Regions from separate parts of the Homo sapiens genome. Here region 2 is linked to region 1. Evidence: chromatin loops called from intact Hi-C (ENCODE). Cell type or tissue: B cell. All regions are shown on one strand.

What was found. A loop is a pair of places that touch in the nucleus more often than their neighbours do. Peaks named below come from ENCODE experiments on the same cell type or tissue, not always from the same donor. Only the 100,000 strongest peaks of a DNase experiment are listed, where the experiment ranks them.
Region 2: a loop joins it to region 1, with 2.5 times the contacts of the local background. A loop is called at or near these places in 5 of 110 quality-filtered maps.

Annotation. Positions count from the first base shown.
Region 1 is chr6:14,728,504-14,731,003 of GRCh38, reverse strand. No RefSeq gene overlaps it. Among named protein-coding and RNA genes, the nearest start is that of LINC01108, 440 kb to the right of the region's middle. RefSeq lists an enhancer at 1-577. In B cell, no CTCF peak of the experiment used is centred here; DNase peaks (open chromatin) are centred at 1,253 and 1,603; H3K4me3 peaks cover 1,639 bases; H3K27ac peaks cover 2,500 bases.
Region 2 is chr6:14,633,769-14,636,268 of GRCh38, reverse strand. All of the region lies in intron 2 of LOC101928354 (a long non-coding RNA gene), which reads left to right. Among named protein-coding and RNA genes, the nearest start is that of LINC01108, 350 kb to the right of the region's middle. In B cell, a CTCF peak has its summit at 1,156; a DNase peak (open chromatin) is centred at 858; H3K4me3 peaks cover 2,049 bases; H3K27ac peaks cover 2,269 bases.

The DNA.
Region 1 (2,500 bases):
GATGTCGCTTCTTTTGCCATTTTTCTGCAACACCAAAGGAAAAAATTTTAAGCCAGCTTTTTTTAGCTGCAAAGATGACAAATGTTATCAACAATATCCAACCAGAGTATATTTTCATCCCTTTTCATCCCGTCACGATAAGCCAGAAGTATTTGTTGCCAGAAATGGAAAACAGCTTGTTCATCAGCCAGATGATCGCAGTGCTCAGAAGTTCCACTCGTTTGCCATGTGTGAAAAGTTAAGAATTGAAAACAGACAGGCTTGCTCTGCTTAAACCGTGAGTTCTGTGAAGCAAGAGAAAGAGAAATTTGGATACTAGGAGAAGAGTTGTGAGATGGTTTCGACGGCAAAGTGAACAGGGCCTTTTCACATTATTCTGAGATGGGACCTCTGGGTTGATTTGATAGTGGATATGACTGTTCTCTAATTGGCTAGAAGATGAGTCTAAAGTTACCAACCACCGGAGGATACTTTTGTGTTCTAGAACAAATTCCAATGTCCTACACAAATGTGATGCTGGGGACTTCTCTGTTACCTGACACCAAATTTCCTAGACATTTCCATTATACTTCCTCTTCCTGATTATCTTGAGTGGGAAATCTCCATGAGTTCTTAGTAGAAGGCAGAAGTATACAGTGGACCTGGGCCTTCATTAGAAACCATGAGACTTCAAATGAGAGCCTGAATTATTCCTTTATGTTTTCATTTATGTGAGAAAATAAGGGATATTGTTGACTTTTTATGAGATTAAGTTACCCAGTTATCCATCCTATTATTATAAGTTTTAGTGTTTGCAAAGAGATTTCTGATCGTTTTTATTAGTCTCTTTGTAATAGCTTCAGGGACTTTTTGACAAAAGAGAGAACCATTTTAAGCAGTAGAAATGTAGGCTTACAGAGGTCAAATGGTTAATTTGAGATTGCCCAGCAAAACAAAACAATACGAAAAAGAACACCTGAAGAAAAATCAAGATTCATACTCTGGGCTGTAATTACCATTCTGTAGGTTTCCGGAAGCTCATATAGTCACATTACATTTTGTTCATGTCGTTAGAAATCATTTGCAGTTCAACACTTAGATTCCCTCCTGTGTTTGATTTGCAAGGTCTTGGAAGTTAACTTGAACTCAAGGATTTGTCTACCTAAGAGAGGCAAATAGAAAAACCCCTAAAGCCACCTGACCTGATTCTTCTTTGTTAAGACCAGCTCAGAATAGAGTGAAATAAGCAAGCTGCAGAAAGACAATGCTACGTTGAGTTCCACTTCCTCTTGATAAATTCAGAACAGCCAGTCCATCTTAAGGGTGGATGTTTTTAGCAGCAGGGAGTGGTAGTTGGATGGAGGCAAGCGGATGGAAAGGAGGAGAGAGGAGAAGAGAGACAAACTCAGGTGCCCCAGAAAAGTCCACTTTCTCCGTCCCCATTCAGGCCACCTTCATCTTCCCCCACCCTCTGCTGGCCTTTCTGGGGGCTCAGGTTTTGAGCTGACTGAGCCCTCAGCGGGAGACCACAACGCATTTTCAGATGAAAGGACAACCCTGAAGGTACCTATTACATGTCTGTGAGCAGAGAAACAAAGGCCCGGCTGCTGACACCCTCCCACTAACTTGAGTTTTAATGGTAGGTTTGATTTCCTCACGCTTAGCTGAAAGAAAGGGAAAAAACTAAGCGGAAAGAACGAGGGTGTGGGTATCTGTGGTGGTGGGGAAACGACAGCTGTTGTATTCATGGTTAATCAGGTGTGTCTGGCTTTGTGTCGCATCTGTCTGCTACTGTTGCCAGGCCACATGTGAAAGGGAACCGAGGGGAAGGGGCCATTCATGTTCAAAGCCAGTAGCACTGACCTCTGCCTCGTTCTCTTCAGGGTAGGAAAGCTTGTCTATTTAACTTTCCCTATTATAGGAAGCTGTAATTCTACTCTATTAGCCCACCCTAACCATTTTGGCCTGACAAATGCAAGCTGCATCCAGAATGCCATAAATCTGCATGGGAAGGAGTCCTCCTCCCTCCTTCCCATTTTTTTCCTTTGGGGTTCGGTTCGATTTGTCAAACAAGAGAAAACCAGCAAGAGAGAGAAAAATGAGAACTCAGGGCATCTTGGTTCACCTTCCATCTTAAATGGGCCTAGGGACCGAGATGGGGGCTGGGAGGCACCCCAAGGTCAAGCCTGGAGCACTGGTTCCCCCTCCAGATCTGTTTATCTCACGAGTCCCACATGCGTGTGGTGATTGCGTCAGACCTTAGTCATCTCCCTGGCACCAAATCCTCCTCCTGGATCCTTGATCCCCCTCCTCCTTCTCTGCCCACATACAGAGGGACCATGATGGAGGAGGGGAGGCTTCTGGCTTCTCCTGGAGCCAGGCCTGTGTTCTAGATATTGCTGGCCCAGGCCTGCCAGGCACGACTCTCCTCTCTGGCATATGGAGAAACAGCTGAAATGGAAACAACCCCCAATGCACCACATTGCACTAAAGCTTAGCGTCAGAGTTCAAAGGACTACTC
Region 2 (2,500 bases), 95 kb after region 1:
TTTGTACATGTTTATTTCCATGGGGGTGGAGAAGCCCTCTGAGAGAGAAACACACGAGTCCCATTCACCATTAGGCTTTGGGTACAGTGACAGATCTGATGGATGGGTGGGTAGCGATGGGGAACAGGGAGGGGAGGTCCTGGTGAGTCATCACTATGAGCAAGAGGGGTTCTGATATGCTTAGCTGGCCCAGAGGGGGAGGGTCTGGGCAGTGAACCCCACTTTGTAGCCCAGCCTTCACCTGCTGGGGGTGCAGCTTTGCTCTGGGCATTGCTTTGATCAGCAATTGGAACTCAAGGTGGATGAGAGCTCCGTGAAAGGGACTGCTATACTGTCTGGCCCTGAGGACTCAGATGGTTGGGACCCCACCCCTGGGATGAGAACACGGGCAGCAGGGGCACAGGTTGGCAGCTTTGAGGACCTGAAACTTATTGGAGAGAGTTATTTATTTCTGTAAATACCTGGATCTCTTGTAAGTCAAGCAAGTGGGGACTTAGGCCACTAGAATTTGGAACAGTTGTCTTAATCACACAAGCCACGTGATTTCACTCATATCCTGGGAAATATTATTTGCACATAAAATTATCCCATTTAATCCCTCAGTAGCCTTGCAAAGTTTTTATGGTATTTTGCATATCAGGAAAATGGAGGCTCAGAGAGATGTAAATCACACTTAAGGTCACAGATATCAAAATAAAGCCTAGAATGAAAACAAATATCATTGGTTTTATAGTCTATATCCTGTCCTTGTCCATTGACCCAGCTGAATTTTACTTTTAATGCATTTTCCTTCCACCTCCTACCTTCTTTGGTTTGTGAATGGAGAGGTAGCCGTGACTTCCTGTGGCTGAGCCACTTCCTGTGGCTGAGGGAAGCAGCAGGCTGTCTGGTTACCTGAGCCAGGTCTGGGGCCAGGCAGCATGCATTCTAGTCCTGCCTGGGACACTCACTGGCCTCAAGATCTTGGGCAAAACAGCTGACTGCTTTGCACCTCAGTTTCCTCATCTGTAAGGTAAGGTGTATTAGGATTCTCCAGAGAAACAGAACCAACAGGTTGGGGGTGGGGGGTGGGGTGGAGAGAGAGAATGAGAGAGGGAGAGAAAAAAGAAGAAGAGAAGAGAAAAGAGACGAGAAGAGAAAAGAAAAAGAAGAACTAGAGAAGGAGAAGGAGGAGAAGAAGATTTATTTTAAGAAACTGGCTCAAGCGATTGTGGAGACTAGCAAGTCCAAAACGTTCAGGGCAGGCTGGAGACCCAGGGAGGAGTTGATGGCGTTCCAGTGGGAAGGTATTCTGAAGCAGGTTCTCTCTTCCCCAGGGGACCTCAGTCATTTCTCTTAAGGCCTTCCACTGACTGGATGAGGCCCACCCACATTATTCAGGGTAACCTGCTTTGCTCAAAGACTACGGATGTAAATGTTAATCTCATCTAAAAATTACCTGCACAGCAATACCTACACTGGTGTTTGACCAAATATCTGGGTCCCATGGCCTAGCTAAGTTGGTGCATCAGATTAACCGTGGGGCTAATGAGATGTACTACATAAGGTTGCTTTGTGGGTTAAGTGAGCTGATATAGGTGAAGAATTTAGAACTGTGTCAGGTACAGATAAATTCTTGATAAGTGTTATCCATCATTCCTTCCAAAAGGAATCATTCATTCCCAGGGCAGACTCTCCCTCTGTGGCTTGGACATGTCATCCTGGCCACTGGGTCCATGCCCCTGAAGTCAGCAGGCTTTGCTTCTCTTCCATTTACTTCTTGTGGCTGCGAAGAGTCTCTGTGCCTTGAGTGTGGCAGCCTGTGTCTGGGAGGAGAGCGAGCTTTCCTGGTGCCCACATCAGTGAGGACACTAGGTGCTGCCTCTTAGTAAAGGCCCAACAGGGGAGATGCTGCAAGGAGATGTCTGGGGATGGAATTCTCCTGAGAGGATCTCTGTTGTTGCTTATACTCGCGGCAAGAAGCAAACACATCGCTCTTTCATCTTGGCAGGATGTGCTGCTGCTGCCAGCCTGTCTGCCCCGCCCCTGGATCGCCCCCACCCCCCCGACTCAGGTGGATGGCCCTTCAGCAAATGCCTTTCTTGGAAAAAAAAGGAGAACTGCACCCCTTGCCGCCCACCTCCTTTTCAGTTCAAAACTCTGCTCTATCTCCTTTGCCCAGCCACACCTTTCGTGGCCCTTCCTACCTGACAAAGGGAGATACCTTTGAGAGTCAGGCCTGCATTGCGAGCTGAGCGAATGTTCTTTTTGGAAACAAAGGAGTGTTCTTTTGGCTTTGGTTGATGAAAGCAGGTGGATTAAGAACTAGGATAAATGCAAAATATCCTGGAGGACAATGGGGAAGGAAAGCTGCGGGAAGGAGACATGGAAAGGAGGGTGGAATGGGAGATGGGAAGGGGCTGGCAGGACCAGGGAAAGGGTAAACCACGCTTTCATCTTGGAGTCTGATCTGTTTCTGAACTCTGAAGAGTAAGGCCATGAATTTTAAAAGGTGTCTCTG